2 separate regions of the Homo sapiens genome follow, and region 2 is linked to region 1. A link is an interaction called in ENCODE POLR2A ChIA-PET data of the cell type or tissue named here. Cell type or tissue: OCI-LY7. All regions are shown on one strand. Each heading gives the region's core, and the rest is flanking DNA. Links, peaks and the distances in the headings are about the cores only. Region 1 overlaps ACOX1 (acyl-CoA oxidase 1). Region 2 overlaps SRP68 (signal recognition particle 68).

Region 1 (16,293 bases), core at 251-8,250:
TGTGTGTGTGTGTGTGTATACTTTTTTTTTTTTTTTGAGACAGAGTTTTGCTCTTGTCACCCAGGCTGGAGTGCAATGGCACGAACGTGGCTCACTGCAACCTCCGCCTCCTGGGTTCTCCTGGGTTCAAGCTGAGGCAGGAGAATTCCCGAGTAGCTGGGACTACAGCCGTGCACCATTACTGCCTGGCTGCTTTTTTTGTATTTTTAGTAGAGATTGGGTTTCGCCATTTTAGCCAGGCTAGTCTCGAACTCCTGACCTCAGGTGATCTGCCCACTCGGCCTCCCACAGTGCTGGGATTACAGGTGTGAGCCAACGCACCCGGCCTGTATATATTTTTAAATGTTCAATTCGTTATCAAAAATTGAAATTGATTAAGACCCTGGTTACTGTGGGAACAACCCAGTTCCCTTCTGAACCTGTTGCTCAAATAAAGTGACTGTCAGAAGTGGCCATGGTACTTTCAGAGCTTTCACAGATAAATCCCCTTCGAGAGGCCTTTCCTGCTTCAATATTTAAGTGAAGACTTTTAAAAAGGTGCAGAGACACTGGATTTTTACCTCTGCTTTGTTCAGTGGGGAGTTCTTAGCCCACTCAAACAAGTTTTCATACACATTCCCATCATAGCGGCCAAGCACAGAGCCAAGTGTCACATCCTGAAAATCAAATGCATCAACCAAAGCAACAGCATCTGAGCGAATCAGAGTGAGTAACTCCTTTACACGCTGGTTTACTTGTGTAATCTGAGGCTCTGTCATGATGCTCCCCTAAAAGAGACCAAAATAAGTAAATAAAACATATATATGTATATAGATAGACATAATTATATGCATATACAGCTATAAAGCGGATGACAATTATTTTTTTCTTTTTTTTTTTTTGAGACTGAGTTTCACTCTTGTTGCCCAGGCTGGAGTACAATGGTGTGATCTTGGCTCACCGCAATCTCCGCCTCCCAGGTTCAAGCAATTCTCCTCCCTTGGCCTCCCAAATAGCTGGAATTACAGGCATGCGCCAGCACACCTGGCTAATTTTGTATTTTTAGTAGAGATGGGGTTTCTCCATGTTGGTCAGGCTGGTCTCGAACTCCCGACCTCAGGTGATCTGCCCGCCTTGGCCAAAGTGTTGGGATTACAGGCATGAGCCACTGTGCCTGGCTATTTTTCTTTTTCTTTTTTTTTTTTTTTGAGACAGAGTATTGCTCTGTCACCCAGGCTGGAATGCAGTGGTTTCATCTTGGCTCACTGCAACCTCTGCCTCCAGGGTTCAAATGATTCTCGTGCCTCAGCCTCCCTAGTAGCTGGGATTACAGGCATGTGCCACTGCACCTGGCTAATTTTTGTATTTTTAGTAGAGACAGGGTTTCACCAGGCCAGGCTGGTCTTGAACTCCTGACCTCAAGTGATCACCGTACCCGCCTTGGGCTCCCAAAGTGCTGGGATTACAGGCATGAGCCACCGTGCCCAGCCAACAATTATTTTTCTTAAAACAACAACAAAAAAGACTTATACTTAGAAAATACTGACCTGAAGGAAATCCCCCGCGTTCTGACTGATTCCATACAGAGAATACAGCAGACATAAACTCCTTAAGACAGCTTGAATGGCTTTATCTTGAATTTTGAGGAGTTTTTCTGAAAAGAGCTTAACTACCACATAGTGGCAATGTGCCTAAGATTAAAAAGAAAACACCAGAGTTTGAGAACCTTGGAAAAAGATTCAATATACAGTGACTAGGGTTTCTGTACCAGAAAATGCGGGATGCTGAGGGCAGGGAAGGGGAAAAAGAGAGAACTACCACTGACCTCACTTGCTCGAACAAGGTCAACAGAAGTTAGGTTCCAAGCTACCTCCTTGCTTTTTCTGTGAATCACTTCTTTTTGAAGGTTTTTTGCAGCAATTTCTACTAATCTGTTAAGACATAGATTGGAGGTCTGAGGAAATGATCAACAGTACTCATGCCTTCTTGCCATCTGTCAGGGCCCCAGCCCCACTGCTGCGTATTCTAGCTCTTGAGGGAGAGCTCACCTGGCTGCACGGAGTTTATATGCTTCGGTTAGGCTTTCGGGGCTGTTGATATCCACCATGGTTGGCCAGACTGCTACCTGCTGTGGCTGGATGCGCTGACTGGGCAGGTCGTTCAAATAGGACACCATGCCACACACCAACTTTCCTGAGTGCACCTGATCATAACTTTTCATCAGGAACCTAAAAGTCACCAGTAAACATGCTTTTAGTAACTCTACTTTCTTTTGTTTCTTTTGAGATGGAGTTTCATTCTTGTTGCCTAGGCTGGATGGAGTGCAATGGCCAGATCTCAGCTCACTGCAACCTCCTCCTCTTGGGTTCAAATGAATGATTCTCCTGCCTCAGCCTCCCAAGTAGCTGGGACTACAGGCACCTGCCACCATTCCTGGCTAATTTTTAATATTTTGTTTTTTTAGTAGAGACAGGGTTTTACCATGTTGGCCAGGCTGGTCTCTTAACTCCTGACCTCAAGTGATCTACCCGGCTTGGCGTCCCAAAGTGCTGGGATTACAGGAGTAAGCCACCACACCTGGCCTTTTTTTTTTTGATGGAGTTTTCGCTCTTGTTGCCCAGGATGGAGTGCAATAGCGCAATCTTGGCTCACTGCAACCTCCGCTTCCCAGGTTCAAGCGATTCTTCTGCCTCAGCCTCCCAAGTAGGCCGGGATTACAGGCAATGTGCCATCATGCCCGGCTAATTTTTTTGTATTTTTTTAGTAGAGACACGGTTTCACCATGTTGATCAAGCTGGTCTTGAACTCCTTACCTCATGATCTGCCCACCTCAGCTTCCCAAAGTGCTGGGATTACAGTCATGAGCCACTGTGCCCAGCCCAGTAACTCTATCCTTGATACAACTGCAAGCTATGTAACAGGTGCTTCATACTCTCTAGCCTCACCACGAAATAAAAACCGTGAGTCAGGATGGAAGGCAAAAGTATACCTTTCAGGAACAAATATATATATACGGTGAAGAAAAACCATGGGAACAAGAACCTAGGAAAAGGACTAGAACATTCTTATGAACAGATGGGAGGAATCGAGGATTTGACTCTCACCTAGCCGTCTGGAGCATCATGACAGTGTTTTCTCCCTCAAAGGTACAGCTTGGGGTGAAATTGACATAAATATTTGGAAGACCACTGCAATGAGAATAGCCATGCCCACCACAAGCCATCCGACATGCTTCAATGCCAGTGTTTGCAGTCCAGGAGGTGAAAGCCTTCAGTCCAGCGGTGAGGGCATGAAGCTGAGAGGACAAGCACAGATCTGTCAGGACATCTGTGGTGCTGAGAGCCCGAGAACCAATGAGAAAACACACCCCTCCTCTAACATCTTGGCCACTGTCAAAACACAGCTGCCACACATGCAAACTGAAGAAGCACAGCTGTCCGACTGGCCAGAAGAATACAGAACACTACCCATGCCCATCTAAGCTGTTCTACTTGGCTAAACATTCACCACTTACATTTCCTTGATTGACAAATAATCAACATGGTACAGTATTTCTGATAACACTAAAAATACTGAACAACAAACCCCACAGATCTTCATATCTGATCTACTTTCAACCAGAAGAAGTTCTCAGAATACATACTTCTTTTCAGGAAATACCAACATTTAGTTATCTCTGGACCTCATCCAACAGGCAACCACGAAACAGAAGGGTGCCCATGAGTGAATGAGACCAAACTCATACCTCAGGCAGTTCACTCAGGTCCCCTTGACCAATGCCTTCGTTAATCCGGTGATAGGTCTCCTTCATGTATGCGCCCACAAACTGGAAGGCATAGGCAGTGGCCAGGAGTGGAAAGAGTTTATACTGCTGGGTTTGAAAATCCAAAATCTGTGGTTCTGGTTCACTACGTGACATAGAAAAAGAAAAAAAGTAGTAAGTAAATGTTTATACAGAACTTTCTATATGCCAGGTTCTAATCTAAGCACTTGGTATTTTAACTTATTTAGTCCTCTTAAGGGCACTGTGAGGTAGTTACTATTACTATCTCCATTTTACAAATGGGAAACTGAGAGGTTAAGAATCTGCCTGAGGTCACACAGCTCGTATGTGGCAGGTCTTAGATTTAAATTGAGGCTTTTTTTTTTTTTTTTTTTTTTTTGTGATGGAGTCTCCCTCTGTCACCCAGGCTTTAGTGCAGTGGTGCGATCTTGGCTCACTGCAAGCTCCGCCTCCCAAGTTCAAGCGATTCTCTTGCCTCAGCCTCCCACAGTGGTGGGATTACAGGCATGAGCCACGGTGCCTAGGCTATTTGGCTCCCTAAGACCATGCTGTAATTACCTTGTACTGCGTAGGCTGACAGAATTTTCTGGCTGCAAAGTCCATATCTGTCCTAGTCTTTCCAGTATGACTAAGAAAACCGTAGCTCATAGCAACATACAAAACCAACGCTAGTCAACCTAATAAGAAGGCAATGCCAAAAAGCTCTACTCACCAGATGGCTGAATACATTGTATTTTGACCACAATCTTGGAGAAGACCCAATGGATGGTGTTAAATATTTTGAAGTGTAAGAATTAGCAAGGGTCTCATTGTATCAATTCCTTTATTCCTTTTTAAAAATGTAATTATTATTATTATTTTTTGAGATGAAGTCTCTAACACCCAGGATGGAGTGCAGTGTTGTGATTTCGGCTCACTACAACCTCCACTTCCTGGGTTCAAGTGATTCTCCTGCCTCAGTCTCCCGAGTAGCTGGAATTACAGGCACCCGCCACCACACCCAGCTAATTTTTGTATTTTAGTAGACGTGGGGTTTCTCCATGTTGGCCAGGCTGGTCTTGAACTCCTGACTTCAAGTGATCCACCCGCTTTGGCCTCCCAAAGTGCTGAGATTACAGGCGTGAGCCACTGCGCCTGGCCTTAAAATTTAATTAACTTTTAATTTTTTTGAAAATAGACCAGCCTGGCCAACATGGCGAAATTCCGTCTCTACTAAAAATACAAAAATTAGCTGGGCATGGTGGCGTGCACCTGTAATCCCAGCTACTCAGGAGGCTGAGACAGGAGAATCACTTGAACCCAGGGTGGCAGAGACTGCAGCAAGCTGAGATCGCGCCACTGCACTCCAGTCTGGGCAACAGAGTGAGAATCCATCTCAAAAAAAAAAAAAAAAGAAAAGAAAATAGAGACAGGGTCTCACTATGTTGCTCAAGTTGGCCTCAAACTCCTAGGCTCAAGTAATCTTCTTGCCTTAGCCTCCCAAAGTGCTGGGATTACAGGTGTCAGCTACCACACCTGGCCAGTTTCTTTATTCCTTAGGAGTAAAAAGAGTATCAGGGAGTATCAGTGAAAGGCAGTTGTAGGAATAAACTGTGGCTATGAATGCAAAAGGGAAACAAATTTAATGTCACTTTCACCATGCACAATTTACAGTTGCTAGTAGTAATCAGAACTTTCAAACTGCCTTTAGTGTGTTGAACATTTCACTTATAAAGTTCAAGTAATATTATTACTATTTTTCTTAAAAAGTTAAAAATAATAAGGTGGGTATTCTCTTTTTTTCTTTTTTGGCAGTCACTGATTATAGCAAGGGTGGTTATTTCTGTCTTTCCTCTTAAGAAAAGGAAGCCTAGATATGAAATTACAGGCCCAGTTATCACCCTAGCCAATTTTGCAGTGCTAATGCATCTTCTGTATTGACATTTGGGAATTCTGGGATCTGAATGGGGTAAAAACTAGGCCTTTGGTACTGAGCCCATCTAGGACCCTATCCTTACCCTGGCTTGATTTCAGACTGGTGCCTCACAGCGCTGTATCGGATGGCAATGGTGCACGCCTTAGACAGAGCCCGAGCAGCTTCTCCCACAAGGAAGGACCTGACAAACACCATGGTCCCGTAAGTCAGCTTGTTACTCAGCGGTTTCACGTATGTGCCATCAGGCTTCACCTGGAAGAAGAACGTGGAACTGATACTTCCTTCTTTTAAGCCCAAGAGGCAGTTCAGTGGTTCTCAAAGTGTGGTCCCTGGAATAGCAGCATCAGCATCACCTGGCAACTTGCATGAAATACTACATCTTAGTCCCCACCCTGACCAACTGAATCAGAAACTCCAGGGTAGGGCCTAGCAACCTGGGCTTTAACTGGCCTTCCAGGTGATTCTAACGCATGCAAAAGTTTGAGAATCATTGGTTTAGCAAATCAAAATATGTCCTTCAACCCTGACAACTGTTTCTGATTTCACTGTCGCAGTAAAAGAAGCATCAGAGTGGGCGTGATGGCTCACGCCTGTAATCCCAGCACTTTGGGAGGCCAAGGCAGACAGATCAAGAGGTCAGGAATTCGAGACCAGCCTGACCAACATGGTGAAACCCCATCTCTACTAAAAATACAAAAATTAGCTGCGTGTGGTGGCACGTGCCTGTAATCCCAGCTACTCAGGAGCTGAGACAGGAGAATCGCTTGAACCTGGGAGGCGGAGGTTTCAGTGAGCTGAGATTGCGCCACTGCACTCCAGCCTGGGTGACAGAGCAAGACTCTGTCTCAAAAAAAAAAAAAAACCAAAAAATGCTGGGTGCGGTGGCTCATGCCTGTAATCCTAGCACTTTGGGAGGCCGAGGCAAGAGGGTCCCCTGAGGTCAGGAGTTTGAGACCAGCCTGGCCAACAGGGTGAAACCCCACCTCTACTAAAAATACAAAACAATTAGCTGGGTGTGGTGGCGCATGCCTGTAATCCCAGCTACTTGGGAGGCTGAGGCAGGAGAATCGCTTGAACCCAGGAGGCGGAGGTTGCAGTGAGCCAAGATCACGCCACTGCACTCCAGCATGGGTGACAGAGACTCTCTCTCTCAAAAAAAAAAAAAAGGGGCATCAGAAGGAAAAATGCATTATTAGCTCCTTTTTTTTTTTTTTTTTTTTTGAGACAGAGTCTCGCTGTATTGCCTAGGCTGGAGTGCAGTGGTGTGATCTCGACTTACTGCAACCTCTGCCTCCTGGGTTCAAGCGATTCTCCTGCCTCAGCCTCCTGAGTAGCTGAGATTACAGGCGTGTGCCATCACACCCGGCTAATCTTTGTATTTTTAGTAGAGACAGGTTTTCACCATATTGGTCAGGCTGGTCTTGAATTCCTGACCTTATGATCCATCCTCCTTGGCCTCCCAAAGTGCTGGGACTACAGGCATGAGCCACCGCGCCCAGCCTTATTCCCTCCTTTTATGAGACGGAGTCTCACTCTGTTGCCAAGCTGGAGTGCAGTGTCATGATCTCTGCTCACTGCAACCTCCGCCTCCCGGGTTCAAGCTATTCTCCTGCCTCAGCCTCCTGAGTAGCTGGGACTACAGGTGCGCACCACCACGCCCAGCTAATTTTTTGGTATTTTTAGTAGAGATGGGGTTTCACCATGTTGGCCAGGATGGTCTCCATCTCTTGACCTCATGATCTTCCCGCCTCAGCCTCCCAAAAGTGCTGGAATTACAGGTGTGAGCCACTGCGCCCAGCCTCCTTTTTTTTTTTGAGACAAGGTCTCACTGTCATCTAGGCTGGAGTACGGTGGCATAATCACAGCTCACTGTAGCCTCGGCCTCCCAGGCTCAAGTGATCCTCCCACCCCAGTCTCCCAAGTAGCTGGGACTACACACGTGTGCCACCATACCCAGCTAGATTTTTTTACTTTTTGTAGAGATGGGTTCTCACTATGTTGCCCAGACTGATCTTGAGCTCCTGGGCTCAAGTCATCCACGCACTCAGCCTCCCAAAGTGCTGGGATAACAGGAATATGCCAGTGTGCCCTGCTGTTATTACCTTCTAAAAGAACAGACCATTCTAACCCTATTGTGAGTAACAGCCACTCAACTCCACTGTTTGATGCCTCTGCTTTATTTTCTATCAAAACATACCTGGGCATACTTCATCAGCATGTTTTCTCTGGGAATACGATGGTTGTCCATTTTGAGGTAGCCATTGTCTATCTCATCATAACCAAATTTGGGGCCGATGTCACCAACGGTAATTCCTACCACAGATGAAAGGACAGTCACGAGATGTTTATGCTCTGGAATTTCTGGCTTTTGCTCCGCCTCTTCAGTTGGGCATTCTACCTTTTGCAGAAGAAAGTGCTCAGTTTCATTTTCATCTCAACATCAGATGAACAGTTCTTACCTGGCAAAGGCTTATGGGTCCCGATTTCACGAATAGGTACGATAAAGGCATGTAATCCATAGCATTTCCCCTTAGTGATGAGCTGGGCAAGAACTATTGCATGATTTGAAGTCTTTCCAACTGTAATATCAAAGAGAACAAGGGAGGGGTGGGCAAACGTTCATACATTTTTAAAGGGTAGAAAAAAGAAGAAAGAATATGTTAAATCTAACACTAGACTAAACCAATAGTATGTGTCCAGAAAGCCTTTCTGCTGACAGCATCACACCTAGCTTTCAGAAAGAAATTCCCTTAAGCTAATAGTTATTACTTTCTTTTCTACTTATTTCTCATACATTTACGTAGAGAAAATTTTAGGATAAAAATAAGAATATTAATTTAAACTACTTCCTTGTTATCCCTTAAGGCAGTGCTGTCCAAAACAGTAATCACTAGCTACATGTGGCTTCTTACATATAAATTATAAATAAATAAAATATATAATGTGAATAACAAAATCCTTCAACCACTAACTGTATTGGAAATATATATTCCAAGATAATAACTCAGAATGGAATAAGAAGATATAAAAGTTTCGGGTCAGCCGGGCACGGTGGCTCGCGCCTGTAATTCCAGCACTTTGGGAGGCCGAGGCGGGCAGACCAGAGGTCAGGAGTTTGAGACCAGCCTGGCCAACATGATGAAATCCCATCTCTACTAAAAATACAAAAATTAGTTGGGTGTGGTGGCACGCTCCTGTAGTCCCAGCTACTCAGGAGGCTGAGGCAGGAGAATCGCTTGAACCCAGAAGGTGGAGGTTGCAGTGAGCGGAGATCACACCACTGTACTCCAACCTGGGTGACACAGTGAGACTCCATCTCAAAAAAAAAAAAAAGTTTGTGTTAAAACTATTTAAATTTTTTTCTTTTTTTTTTTTAAGAGACAGGGTTTCACTCTGTCACCCAGGCTGGAGTGCAGTGGCATGATCACAGATAGTAGCTCACTGCAGGCTTGAACTCTTGGGCTCAAGTGGTCCTCCCACCTCAGCCTCCTGAGTAGCCAGGACTATAGGTCTATAGGTATGTGCCGCTATGCCTGGCTTTCCTCTCTCTCTCTCTCTCTCTCTCTCTCTCTCTCTCTCTCTCTCTCTCTCTCTCTCTCTCTCTATATATATATATATATATATATATATATATATATATACACACACACACCTCTCTCTGTCTATATACACACACACACACCCCTCTATGTACACACACCACACACACATATATTTGTTTGTTGGGTTGTTTTTGAGACAAAGTCTTGCTGTGATGCCCAGGCTGGAGTGCAATGGTGCAATCTTGGCTCATTGCAACCTTCCCGGGTTCAAGTGATTCTCCTGCCTCAGCCTCCCAAGTAGCTGGGACTACAGGTGTGCGCCACCACACCCGGCTAATTTTTGTATTTTTAGTAGAGATGGGGTTTCAGCATATTAACCAGGCTGGTCTTGAATTCCTGACCTCAAGTGATCTGCCCACCTCAGCCTCCCAAAGTGTTAGGATTTCACCACCAAGTCTGGCCGACATTATCATAAAAGCTCTACATTCTAAGCAAAATCTCATGACAAACCTTCAAAACATCCAATAAATGCTGAAAAATTCACTTACGCCCACCAGGCCACCATTTAATGGAGGTCACAGTAGGACTGTTGAGAATGAACTCCTGGGTTTCAGGGTCATACGTGGCTGTGGTTTCCAAGCCTCGAAGGTGAGTTCCTAAGGAGATAAATTACATTGACTTCAGTTAAGAGATGGGGAAAAAAATAGGCACAAGGAAAAATTTCCTGCACAGTCCTTTAAACTCTCATATCTCAGAGAAAAACAAAATCTAACAAAAAACACCTGTAGATGAGCTACAACTGGTTGATAACCAAGACACTGAATTTCCCACACTATCTGATGGTTTCCTATTAAGTTGAAAATCTAAGTGTCATGCATGTTCCATTTCTGTATTTGATTTGTTACATTTATTTACAGCAACTGAAAGAAAATATAAAGGCAACTTAGAATCACATTTTTAAGATCACAATATATGAATTTAACAGGGATGTTAACTGTCTTTTTAAACCCATCTCTGAGTTGCAAGTATGCCAATTTCAAGTCATATGTATTGTGTTAACCACACCAATTCAACATTCTTGAATTCTGTACTAATGAGAAGAATGAGATAACATGTGAGAGGAAGACATTTCAGCCAAAATTCGTATAAATTAAAAATGTATGGCTGTGCGTGGTGGCTCATGCCTGTAATCCCAGCACTTTAGGAGGCCGAGGCGGGTGGATCACGAGGTCAGGAGATCGAGTCCATCCTGGCTAACATGGTGAAACCCGTCTCTACTAAAAATACAAAAAATTAGCCAGGCATTGTGGCATGCGCCTGTAGTCCCAGCTACTAAGGAGGCTGAGGCAGGAGAATTGCTTGAACCCGGGAGGTGGAGGTTGCAGTGAGCCAAGATTGTGCCACCGCACTCCAGCCTGGGTGGCAGAGCAAGACTCCATCTCAAAAAAAAAAAAAAAAGAAAAAGAAAAAGAAAAAGGCCAGGCACAGTGGCTCAAGCCTGTAATCCCAGCACTTTGGGAGGCCGAGGTGGGGGGATCACGAGGTCAGGAGATTGAGACCATCCTGGCTAAAGTGGTGAAACCCCGTCTCTACTAAAAAAACAACAAAAAAATTAAAGCTGGGCACGGTGGCTCACGCCTGTAATCCCAGCACTTTGGGGGGCCAAGGCGGGCGGATCACAAAGTCAGGAGATCGAGACCATCCTGGTTAACACGGCGAAACCCCGTCTCTACTAAAAATACAAAAAATTAGCTGGGCATGGTGGTGGGTGCCTGTAGTCCCAGCTACTCGGGAGGCTGAGGCAGGAGAATGGCGTGAACCCGGAAGGTGGAGCTTGCAGTGAGCTGAGATCGCGCCACTGCACTCCAGCCTGGGCGACAGAGCACGACTCCGTCTCAAAAAAAAAAAAAAAAAAAGTATAAAAGTATAACTGTTATTGGGGAAATGACCTGAAATGTGACTTTTAAAAATTCCTAAAGGTCCAATAATAAGGTCTCAGTTGACCCTAGAGATTTCCAATGGCAGGCCTAACTTAGTCCTGCTGGTTCATTAATGTGGCAAGGAAGAGTTTCCAGTTTCTTATGTGTACTGGGATAGACAGGATCTTATGTTTTAAATCTTAACACAAATATATCAAAATTATTTGAAAAGAGTCATAGAAAAATGTTCTAGGTGGCAGTCTCTACAAAAATACTGTACTAAAGCAAACGTTGGGAACCTTTTACCAATCTGCTTTCATAACGCTTAGACCTCATTAAACACACTTTGAAACATTTAGAAGCTTCCAAGTTGAATAACCAACTTATGTGCAATCCACAACTTTCCCGAGTGGGAGTCAACAAATCAGACACAGACATCTTTCATCAAAGAAGCAGCTTTTACAGAAAAGCAGATAACATTAAACAGAACAGATAAGGACAAAATGTTTTCAAAAGCACAACTGAAACAAATAGTATTCCACTTGGAGTCTCATGAAAATCCTGTAAAATACTATTCAACACCAAATAAAAAGCAGCAGCTGTATAGAAATAAGGAGCAAGTGGCAAATACACACTAGACCAGTTTTTCTGAAACGTCAGAGCAGAAAAAGAGAAGCCATAAGCAAATGAATGGCAAACACGGACCCAATTCAGAGAAGATACAAAGAGGAACAGCGGCCACCTCCAGCCCACCCAGGTGCATGAAGAAAGCAGGTGGGGGGTGGAAAGATCAATGAAAGGTGGAGATACAGAGTCTGAAACCAAATGCCTGCAAGTTCGGCTTATCTTGGTTTTTTCACTCTCCAGCCAAGTCACTTGCAGAACTACTGATTGACTCAAAGTACAAATAACTCCAAAATGTCACACACGTCAGTTATAAGCTACTCATTTCCCTCAAGCAAATCCAAGAGTACACAAACTATTATTTGTATTTCTTCTGGAATTTGTACTCATTAAGGTATCAGTAGTAAAGGTAATCAGATAGTAATGAAGAAAAAAACAGCTTCGGGTTGTATATGCACACAGATTCTATACAACCTCAGTAACATTGAAAAACCACTTGGTAAATAAGGCCTGATTTGCAATTCTTGACCCTCTGAAGGGGAACTATGGTATAAAAAGGACAATCATTTTATCAGTATCATGGTCTTTAATTCCCACTCACCAAAGCAGTGTTTATACCAAAACCTGGACTCTGCAGAAAGAGCTCATTTAAACAGACCATAGAACATCGACACACCATCGATGGCACATGGTGGGCACTCCACACATGGTAAGCTCACAGGGGCCCGCCCAACCCAGAAGGTAGACTGAATACTCCATACCATGACCCATCTCTGTCTGGGCATAAGTGCCAATGATCTCCAAGTTCCAGGCGGGCATGAAGAAGCGCTCCTGCTGCTCCGCAGTTGCCTGGTGAAGCAAGGTGGGCAGGAACATGCCCAAGTGAAGATCCAGAGGCTCAGGCCGCCCTCGGTGCACAAAACTTCGAGGAAATATCAAGGATGGGCATTTGAGAGAAGAGTCATCAGGTGTGAGAGAATCAGCAATTTAAATAGAGCAAGGGAAGGAGACAAAAAAACCTTAAGTATGAATTAGTTGCGTGCACTTAATCATAGATGGGAGCACTGTCCCTTTCTGTATTACTTTATAGCTCTTGTTAATTTCCATTTTTCCTGAGTCGGCAAGGAGTACGAGGACAGGGATTGGTTACTGATTCCAAAGCCAATGCAGCACAAAACCACACGTGCAAGGCAGAGGATCCTCGCCCAGGAATTAAATCAAAGGAAATAAAGAAAATTTGAGAGGCCAGTGCAGTGGATCATGCCTACAATCTCAGCACTTTGGGAGGCCAAGGCGGTCAGATCACCTTAAGTCAGGAGTTCGAGACCAGCCTGGCCAACATGGCAAAGCCCTGACTCTACTAAAAATACAAAAATCAGCTGAACGTGGTGGCGCCAGCCAGTAGTCCCAGCTATTTGGGAGCCTGAGGCAGGAAAATCGCTTGAACCTAGGAGGCGGAGGTTGCAGTGAGCCGAGATCATGCCCACTGCATTCCAGCCTGGGTGACAGAGTGAGACTCTGTCTCAAAAAAAATAAATAAATAAATAAGAGAGAATTGGCCAGGTGCAGTGGCTCCCACCTATAATCTCAGCACTCTGAGAGGCCGAGGTGGGTGGATCACCTGAGGTCAGGAGTTCAAGACCAGCCTGGCCAACATGGCGAAACCCTGTCTCTACTAAAAATACAAAAATTAAGCAGGCATGGTGGTGCACACCTGTAATCCCAGCTACTCAGGAGGCTGAGGCAGGAGAATTGCTCCAACCCAGGAGGCAGAGGTTGCAGTGAGCTAAGATAACACCACTGCATTCTAGCCTGGGCGACACAGTGAGACTCCATCTCAAAAAAAAAAAAAAAAAGAGAGAGAGAATTTGAAAAGTTGTATAGGGCCAGGCATGGTGGCTCATGCCTGTAATCCTAGCACTTTGGGAGGCTGACGCAGGCGGATCACTTGAGGTCAGGAGTTTGAGACCAGCCTGGCCAACATAGTGAAATCCCGTTTCTACTAAAAATACAAAAAAAAAAAAAAAAAAAAAAGGCCGGGCACCGTGGCTCATGCCTGTAATCCCAGCACTTTGAGAGGCCAAGGTGGGCGGATCACCTGAGGTCAGGAGTTCAAGACCAGCCTGACCAACATGGTGAGACCCCATCTCTACTAAATATACAAAATCAGCCAGGTGTGGTGGCACATGCCTGTAATCCAAGCTACTTGGGAGACTGAGGCAGGAGAACCTGGGAGGCGGTGGTTGCAGTGAGCCGAGATCACACCACTGCACTCCAGCCTGGGCAACAGAGCGAGACTCTGTCTCAAAAAAAAAAAAAAAAAAAAAAAGTTGTATAGAATGGAGAATTTGCTGGGTGTGGTGGCATGTGCCTGTAATCCCAGCTACTTGGGATGCTGAGGCAGAATCGCTTGAAGCCAGGAGTCGGAGAACAGAGAATTTGAGTGGTACTGGTACAAGGATTTCCTCTGATGAGAAAGCGAGACAGAACATAGTAGTTCTCTCAGAGTGACAGTATGACCCCCAGATTATAGTTTTTCCTCGATGCAATTTCAATAATGCTTCTAGGCTGGGATTTTTTTTCTGTTTTGTCCACAAAACATCCAGCGTAGAACCATATTCCTCACATAGCTCTGATCATTTCATTCAGATTCATCATGTCAAATATTCGGCCACGCTCTACTGAAACACTTTAATACAAAAACTGACAGTGCTCTTCATCCCAATAATTTATTTCAGAAATTAAAAAAGACATGCAATTTCTAGTGAAGACCATAATAACGACAAGTTACAGATTCATGCATAAGCTCTCCGTGACAATTATACAGAAATTATCATTAATGATAATAAACAGCTTTATTAGTTTTAAATCAACTTTCTGGGGTCATTCTTTTCCACTTAAAACGTGCAGGGGACAGGATTCTGTGTGAATTTTTGCTAGGGATAGGAAGTCGTTCTATAGGCCTTTGCATTTTTCCACATTACTGGTATTCTGTGTAATTGCCAGCTCCAAATCCGTCAACTCCATATTGCTCTTATCATTCTATGTGTCTTTGAAATGAGCATAAATGACAGTTCAGTTTTTAAATTGCTGTTTGTTCCTTGCAAGGTAGGGAGGAAAAGAACCAGGGCACACTGCTCAGACAAGTGCTAATCAATGACTTCTTCCAATCTAGTGGCTAGGCTTTCAGCTAAGCAATCACACTTTAGAAAAAGAAAAATCAAAGTATGTGTGACTGAATCCCTCATTTTACAGAGGAGAAATTAAGGCTGAGATGAATTAAATGCCTTGCTCAGGGAAAAAAGAAAATGGCAAAACAAGGACAAGAATCTCGTCACCATGGGAGCTGAGCAAGGGGTAAAACATGGACATGCAGAATGGAGTAACAGACACAGGGGCCAGGCGCGGTGGCTCACGCCTGTAATCCCAGCACTTTGGGAGGCCGAGGCAGGGGGATCACCTGAGGTTGGAGTTCAAGACCAGCCTGGTCAACAGGGTGAAACCCCATCTCTACTAAAAATACAAAAACTAGCTGGGCGTGGTGGTGGGTACCTGTAATCCCAGCTACTTGGGAGGCTGAGGCAGGAGAATCACTTGAACCCAGGAGGCAAAGGTTGCAGTGAGCCACGATGGCACCACTGCACTCCAGCCTGGGCGACAGAGACTCTGTCTCGAAAAACAAAAAACAACAACGAACAAAACAGACACTGGAGGCTCCAGAATGTGGAAGGATGGGAGGGGTATGAGGCCTGAAAAGTTACCTACTGGGTACTATGTTCACTATTTGGGCAATGGGTACTGCAAAATCCCAGACTTCACCATTACATAATATATACATGTAAGGAAATGGCACTTGTACCCCCTAAACCTATTTTTTAAAAAAAGAACCACCTTGTCACCTCGTCCTGTCTCCTAGCTGGGGAAATTACTGCACAAGCATAGCATGGACTAAAGACTGTGACTGCAGGCCGGGCGCGGTGGCTCACACCTGTAATCCCAGCACTTTGGGAGGCCAAGGTGGGCGGATCATGAGATCAGGAGATCGAGACCATCCTGGCCAACAAGGTGAAACCCCTCTCTACTAAAAATACAAAAATTAGCCAGGTGTGGCAGCGCCAGCCTCTAATCCCAGCTACTCGGGAGGCTGGGGTAGAAGAATCCTTGAACCCGGGAGGCGGAGGCTGCAGTGAACGGAGATCGTGCCACTGAACTCCAGCCTGGCAACAGAGCAAGACTCTATCTAAAAAAAAAAAAAGACTGTGACTGTAATGAAGATGCTAAAAAGACATGCTGAAAAAGCCAGGGCTGTCCTTAGAAGCCTCAAAAATGGAAATCCCACAAGGTGTCACCACTGGTAGAGACTCCGTGACGGGTTCACAGGGTTTCCTGGTACTATTTTTGTAACTTCCTATGACTCTACAATCATTTCAAAATTAAAAAAAAAAAAAGGCCAGGCACGGTGGCTCATGCCTATAATCCCAGTACTTTGGGGGGCCAAGGTGGGCGGATCACTTGAGGTCAGGAGTTCGA
Region 2 (8,000 bases), core at 1-8,000, 110 kb after region 1:
TTTTTTTTGAGACGGAGTTTTGCTCTTGTTGCCCAGGCTGGAATGCAATGGTATGAGCTCAGCTTACTGCAACCTCCACCTCCCAAGTAGCTGGGATTAGAGGCCTGCACCACCACATCCAGCTAATTTTGTATTTTTAGTACAGACGGGGTTTCTCCGTGTTGGTCAGACTGGTCTCGAACTCCTGACCTCAGGTGATCCATTCACCTTGGCCTCCCAAAGTGCTGGGATTACAGACATAAGCCACTGTGCCCAGCCTCTGAAAAAAATTTTTTTTGTAGAGGTGGGGTCTCACTGTGTTGCCCCGGCTGGTCTTGAACTCCTGGGCTCGAGTTATCCTTTCACCTCAGCCTCCCACAGTGCCAGGATTACAGGTGTGAACCACCCTGCTGGCCACCAATTTCTATTTGTTTTAAATTTCTCCCTGGTATCATATATTTTAGCTACAGAAATTCAAATATTAAAAGGACATAGCGGAAGGTTAAAAAGAGTAACACTAAGTTTTGGTAAGGATGTAAGGAGAAAAGCATATCTGTATACGCTACAAGCAGGAATGCTAATCAGTAGAAACTTAAAGACATTTGTCAGTATGTATCAAGTTTCCAAACCATTTAATTCCAGTTTTAGGAATTTATCCTAAGGAAATAATCAAGAATGTGTGCAAAATCTGAGGACATGGACATTCATGGTAATACTGTTTACCACTTAATGAACAATGAATGGTTAAATAAAACAGACTTCTATGCAACGGAGTACCATGCAGCCATCAAAGGATGATGGTGTATGGCTGGATAAGGTGGATCATGCCTGTGATCCCCTGTGATCCCAGCACTTTGGGAGGCTAAGGCGAACAGATTGCTTGAGCGCAGGAGTTCGAGAATGAGACCAGCCTGGGAAACACAGTGAGACTCTGTCTCTACCAAAAAACAAAAAAAAGTTAGCTAGGAGTGGTAACCTTCACCTGTAGTTCCAGCTACTCAGGAGGCTGAGGCAGGAGGATCACTTGAGAGCAGGAAATCAAGGCAGCAGTGAGTCAAAATCAAGCTACTGCACTCTGGCCTGGGCAAAAGAGACGCTGTTCAAAAAAATAATAATAAGTAAGCCGGGCGCGGTGGCTCACGCCTATACTCCCAGCACTCTGGGAGGCAGAGGCAGGTGGATCACGAGGTTAGGAGATTGAGACTATCCTGGCCAACATGGTGAAACCCCGTCTCTACTAAAATACAAAAATTAGCCGGGCGTGGTGGCGGGCGCCTGTAATCCCAGCTACTTGGGAGGTTGAGGCAGGGGAATCGCTTGAACCTGGGAGGTGGAGGTTGCAGTGAGCCAAGATTGCACCATTGCACTCCAGCCTGGCGATAGAGCAAGACTCCGACTCTAAATAAATAAATAAATATGGCAACCATGTGGTTTATATTTTTCCCTGATCTTTTGTATTTCTTGCTTTTTCTATATTACTTGCTTAGAAAATAAATGTAATGAGGTTAAACAATTGAATACTTGGCCGAGAACAGTGGCTCATGCCTGTAATCCCAGAACGCTGGGAGGCCGAGGCGGGCAGATCACTTGCAGTGAGCTGAGATCACGCCACTGCACTTTAGCCTGAGCGACAGAGTAAGACTGTCTCAAAAAAAAAAAAAAAAAAAGAATACTTCAAGTGTTAACTGCAAAAAGTTTTTTGGGCCGGGCGCGGTGGCTCATGCCTGTAATCCCAGCACTTTGGGAGGCTGAGGCGGGCGGATCTCGAGGTCAGGAGATCGAGACCATCCTGGCTAAGGCGGTGAAACCCCATCTCTACTACAAATATAAAAAAATTAGCCAGGCATGGTGGCAGGCGGCTGTAGTCCCAGCTACTTGGGAGGCTGAGGCAGGAGAATGTCGTGAACCTGGGAGGTGGAGCTTGCAGTAAGCCGAGATCGTGCCACCGCACTCCAGCCTGGGTGACAGAGCGAGACTCCATCTCAAAAAAAAAAAAAAAAAAAAAAAAAGAAAAAGTTTTTTGTTCAAACTTTTAGCAAATGTAGATATTTGCTAATACAGATATAAATATCCATATATTAATATCAAATATCCCTAGGGGATTATGAATTACTCCTTCTGGACTTTGTCCAAAGACTTTTCACAAAAATGTACATACTAGATTACCTCCAATTTTTCAGCCAAGAGACCCTCAGTGCCCCCAGACCTCAATCTCATCTGCATGAGTTCATTGATGGCTGACTGGTCCCCTAAGAGAGAAAGACAGGAAAATCTTCAAGGGTCTGGTCTGTTTTCTTGAGAATCACTAGATTCAACTCAGACTTAAAGAGCTCTTCCCCCTCCACATGCTACTTCAATGAATCTGCAGCACAATCTGTTCTCTGAAGACAAGTCTTTTATAAAGAATGAAATTGACTGGGGCAATGAAAATACTCCATATGGTATATAATGGTAAATACACATCATGAAACATTTGTCCAAACCCATAGAATGTACAACATCAAGCGTGAACCCTGATGTAAACTATGGACTTTGGGAGATGATGGTGTGTCTATAAAGGGCCATCAATTGTAACAAATGCACCCCTCTGGTGGGGGAAGATGCTAATGAGAGAGGCTATGGATGTGGGGAGGTGGGGTTACATGGATCTCTGTATCTTTCTCTCAGCCTTGCTGTGAACCTAAAACTGCTCTAAAACAGTAAAAAATGAACTCAGCCGGAGACTCAAGACTGCTCTTCGGGGGTACACAGCACAGCAGGACAGACACAGAAGCAGAACCGTCTTCTATAATTTTGGGCAGGGCTGGCTTCAACAGTTCTGCTTTTGCCATCAACCAAAACTCAGGTCAATGATGGAGGCAAGCGAAGAAGAAAGTTACATCAACTCTCTAGGCTCTCTGAAGTGAGCTCCCAATAGGCCATCTATCAATGTTCAAGTTGAGTATAATGCCTTGATCCCTGCTCTCACCAATATTATATGCACAATAGCGGATGTTGGGTGAAATCTCTTCCACACGTTGGTTATACAGCACAGCCTGCTCCTCTGTGAAAGCACTGGCTAGCTTCTCATAGATAGTTCTGCGAGAAAAGAAAAGCCAGGTTTTACATCAGCCTTATATAAGAAAAACTCATGGGGAACACAGTGACTAAAAACAAATTATGGCCTTTTGAAGCTCTCCTACCAACTACCATAACTGGCATGTTCTAAGGTTGAAAGAGAATCATCAACATTTCTATAGGAAAGAAAAGTCACCCTCACTTTCACAGAAACAATCCACTATCTGATCTGCAGCTTAAATTTGACAATCTGTAATTAAAACTGGCCACAGCCTTTGGACTATAGGACTTACTTGCATTTGTTAAAAGCCTCAATGGCAGCTTTCCATTCTTGATGTTCAAAACGTAGCATTCCTGAGAGGTAAGCTGTGTAAGCCTGTGAGGAGATGGAAGAGGAGGAACTGCTTCAACAGCAAACCAGTGCTCCCACTCAATCTTCCTTTATTGGCTTCTAACTTTGATATCAAGAATATGGATATGGGCCAGGTGCAGTGGCTCACACCTGTAATCCCAGCACTTTGGGAGGCCCAGGTGGGAGGATCACTTGAACCCACAGTTGAAGACAAGCCAGGGCAATATAGCAAGACCCTGCCTCTACAAAAAAATTTAAAAATAAGAATAAATTTTAAAAAAAGAAGAAAAAAAAGAACATGGATATGGGCTGGGCATGGGGCTCACACCTGTAATCCTAGCAATTTGGGAGGCCGAGGCAGGAGGGTTACTTGAGCTCAAGAGTTCAAGATCGGCCTGGGCAACACAGCAAGATCTCATCTCTACCAAAAATTAAAAAAAAATTACCCGGGTGTGGCCAGGCGCAGTGGCTCATGCCTGTAATCCCAACACTGGGAGGCCGAGGTGAACGGATCACCTGAGGTCAGGAGTTGGGGACCAGCCTGGCCAACATGGTGAAAACCTGTCTCTACTAAAAATACAAAAAAATTAGCTGGACATGGCGGCAGGCGCCTGTAATCCCAGCTACTCGGGAGGCTGAGGCAGGAGAATTGCTTGAAACTGGGAGGCAGAGGTTGCAATGGGCTGAGACTGCACCACTGCATTCCAATCTGGGCGACAGAGTGAGACTCTGTCTCAGAAAAAAAAAAAAAAAAATTTAGCCAGGTGTGGTGGTGTGCACCTCTAGTCCCAACTACTCAGGAGGCCATGGCAGGAGGACTGCATGAGCCCAGGAGTTCATGACTGCAGCGAGCCATGACTGTGCACTCCAGCTTGGGACACAGTGAGACTCTCTTTCTAAAAAACAAACAAAAAACCCAAACAAAGAATATGGAGATATATATATATAATATATATATAATATACATTATATATTATATAATATACATTATATATTATATAATATACATTATATATTATATAATATACATTATATAATATATAATATACATTATATATTATATAATATATAATATACATTATATATTATATAATATACATTATATATTATATAATATACATTATATAATATATAATATACATTATATATTGTATATTATACAATATATTATATTTATTTTATATATATATATATATATATATATATATATATATAAAATATATATATATATTTTTTTTGAGATGGAGTCTTGCTCTGTCCCCCAGGCTGGAGCGCAGTGGCACAATCTCAGCTCACTGCAAGCTCCGCCTCCCGGGTTCACACCATTCTCCTGCCTCTGCCTCCTGAGTAGCTGGGACTACAGGTGTCCGCCACTACGCCCAGCTAATTTTTTGTATTTTTAGTAGAGATGGGGTTTCACCGTGTTAGCCAGGATGGTCTCGATCTCCTGACTTTGTGATCTGCCCACCTTGGCCTCCCAAAGTGCTGGGATTACAGGCGTGAGCCACCACGCCCGGCCTAAGAATATAGATATATTAATCACAGGTTGATTTTTAAAGAGAAATACGTATTTAACCAATAAAATGTGATACATAGGCAATTTATTATGATTTATTCACTTCCCAGGAAAGAACTTCAAAAGAAGGAAATTTGTTTTCTGCATTTTACTTAACCATTTTCTGAGCTATAACATAAGCATCAGAAGTTGAATAAAACCTTGCAATATCTACCATCTCTTTTTTAAAAAACTCACTTCCAAAAAAAAGTTTACTTTGTGAACTTTCCAGGTACAAGATTGTAAGCTTTCATCTATATATCAAAACATGACCTTTCTTAAAAAGTTACAGCTAGATGGCCACGTGCAGTGGCTCACGCTTGCAATCCCAGCACTTTGGGAGGTCAAGGCAGGTGGGTGGATCACGAGGTCAGGAGCTCGGGACCAGCCTGGCCAACACAGTGAAACCCTGTCTCTACTAAAAATAAAAAAATTAGCCAGGCGTGGTGGCACGTGCCTATAATCCCACCTACTCGGGAGGCTGAGGCAGGAGAATTGCTTGAACCTGACAGGCAGACGTTGCAGTGAGCTGAGAACGCGCCACTGCACTCCAGCCTGGGCGACAAAGCAAGACTCTGTCTGAAAAAAAAAAAAAAAAAAGTTACAGCTAGTTATAAAAAACCAAGAGCTTGGGAATACTCATTCTATTTTATGGAATGAAGCGTTGCCCAATTTTAAAAAAAGGATAAAAAAAATCAAGAGCTGATAAACAAAACATGCTAACTTCTCCTCTTAAAAGCAAGTTCGGAAAGTTTTTTTCCTCTTCTGACTGTCACTTTCTAACACTAAGAAACTCTGTTCTGTTTAACTGCAGCTTTTTAAAATGTCTTTAATCTCCACAATAAACAAGCTGAATGTTGAGGTACTAACCTGAGCCTCTAATTTGGTCTTGGCATCCACGCGATTGCTCTCACACAAGCGTTCCAATTCCTCTGCATGCTTCACGGCTTTGCGTAGGCGAGATAACAAGTGAAACCGTTTTCGGGGTTCAGTGTTGGCTTCCTGTTTCAGCTGCATGGCGTAGCTCCAGGCTCTTTCAGCATCCATCAGAACCAGAAGCAAGTATCTAGACCAGAGACAGAAGTGGGGAGACAATAAAGGCCATCAACAGACCCAGATATTCTCTGAGGTGTAATCTTCGGCTTCTCGGCTTTTCTTTATACTCTCCCGCCTTTGCCACTCTCAAAACAACTCTTCTGATATTCTCAGCCATGACTCTAAACCAGTATCTCTATTCCTAACCTGGGCTCAATCTCAGGTTTCTCATCATCTACTAGACACATCTCATTGAAAAGCCTCTACCACCTCAAACACGGTAAATCCAGAATCATGACCTACCCCTCCTGAATGTTGTCAAACAGACACGGTCTAGGCACACGATCTGGCCTCATTTTTGAATCAACACTTCCTTCATCTCAATCCAGTTAGAAAAGTCCTTAAGAGGCAGTATATTGCCTAGGTGCGGTGGTTCACACCTATAATCCCAGCACTTTGGGAGGCTGAGCCAGGCATATCACCTGAGGTCAGGAGTTCGAGATCAGCCTGGCCAACATGGTGAAACCCCATCTCTACTAAAAATACAAAAATTAGCTGGGTGTGTTGGTATGCGCCTGTAATCCCAGCTACTTGGGAGGCTGAGGCAGGAGTATCTCTTGAACCGAGGAGGCGGAGGTTGCAGTGAGCTGAGATCACGCCACTATACTCTCGTTTGGGCAACAGGGCAAGACTCCATCTCAAAAAAAAAAAAAAAAAAAAGAGGCAGTATATTAAAGTGGTGATAAACAAGAGCTCCAGAGCCCGGGACAGAATCCCAGTGCCACCGCTTACTAGCTGTGTGACTGTGGGCAAAGTACTAACCTTTCTGCGCACCGCTCTCCCATGTAGTAATACAAATAACACATTTAGACCAGAACCTGGCACTTACTAAGTGCTCAGTAAGGTCGTTAACTACTTTATTATTATACTGGTGAATCTTTCTTTACTGCCTTGATCAATCTGTCTTAAACTTCAGCTTAACCTTGTCTCTTCAGAGTAAAGGATCTTGCTATCATAAGATAGTCCAGGCTCGGTGTAGTGGCTCATGTCTGTAATCCCAGTACACTGGGAGGCTGAGGTGGGAGGATCACTTGAGGCCAGGAGTTTGAAACCAGCCTGGTCAGCACAGCGAGATCCCATCTTTACAAAAGAAAAAAAGAGAAAAGTTAGCTGGGCATGGTGGTACATGCCTATAGTCCCAGCTACTCAGGAGGGTGAGACAGGAGTTGTTCAAGGCTGCAGTAAGCTATGATCCCACTGCTACACTCCAGCCTGGGTGACAGTGAGACCCTGTCTCAAAAAAAAAAAAAAAAAAAAAAGGGAGAGTCCAGATTTCTCCCAACTGGTTCTCATGAGATTTAATCACTACATCCTGCTGCATCCTATTATGGTCTCCAGGCTCTAGCTTTCTGACTGTACACACCAAGCTCACAACCTTTTCACTGCCTGAGTAGCAGCTAACAAGTGTCCAGAGCTTTACAGTTCCTAGACTGCATGCACGGATACCAGGGCATGCTGCTTCCCCCGACACAGAATGTTCTTCACTCTCACAAATCCTTCAAGGTCAAGCCTCCTCTGTGTGGGCTTACTGACTTCCCTGTCAAAAGCCTTCAAGCTCAAGTCTCCTTTCCAAGGCTTTAGAATGCTGAACAGTAAATGATATACAACATTGCACTTTTACTGTAGCATTCCCTGGTTTGCACTGACCAACATTTTCCAATAAGATGAAAGTCAATGAGGTTCAAGGACCATGCCTCCTCTCCTTCTATATCTAGTGTGTCACAACTACTCTGCTGATGTAGCACAAAGCAGCTCTAAACAATACCTATGTGAATGGGCGTGGCTGGGTTCCAATAAAACTTCATTTACACAAAAGGTGGCAGCAGCGTAATTTGGCCCGTAACTGTGAGGAAGACCCGGGGGCCTTGACTACATGTTGCCTGACAGACTAAAAATTCTTCAGCAAATGCCAAGCACTGGTGTATTCAGCACTGAAATACAAGACTCTTCTATAATAATTTA

The links. ChIA-PET counts read pairs that join two places held together with the same protein. Peaks named below come from ENCODE experiments on the same cell type or tissue, not always from the same donor. Only the 100,000 strongest peaks of a DNase experiment are listed, where the experiment ranks them.
Region 2: POLR2A ChIA-PET joins it to region 1 with 19 read pairs; 5 of 35 experiments call an interaction of 5 or more read pairs at or near these places.

The regions. Positions count from the first base shown.
Region 1 is chr17:75,947,691-75,963,983 of GRCh38, forward strand. ACOX1 (acyl-CoA oxidase 1) reads right to left here. Exons shown (of 14, transcript NM_004035.7): 3 at 12,525-12,685; 4 at 9,769-9,876; 5 at 8,138-8,257; 6 at 7,876-7,991; 7 at 5,761-5,930; 8 at 3,725-3,887; 9 at 3,084-3,274; 10 at 2,028-2,207; 11 at 1,805-1,910; 12 at 1,527-1,670; 13 at 561-767. Among named protein-coding and RNA genes, the nearest start is that of FBF1, 15 kb to the left of the region's middle. In OCI-LY7, for the core only: no CTCF peak of the experiment used is centred there; no DNase peak of the experiment used is centred there.
Region 2 is chr17:76,058,163-76,066,162 of GRCh38, forward strand. It overlaps SRP68 (signal recognition particle 68), which reads right to left. Exons shown (of 16, transcript NM_014230.4): 4 at 5,814-6,009; 5 at 3,330-3,412; 6 at 2,948-3,057; 7 at 2,146-2,228. Among named protein-coding and RNA genes, the nearest start is that of SRP68, 10 kb to the right of the region's middle. In OCI-LY7, for the core only: no CTCF peak of the experiment used is centred there; no DNase peak of the experiment used is centred there; H3K27ac peaks cover 558 bases.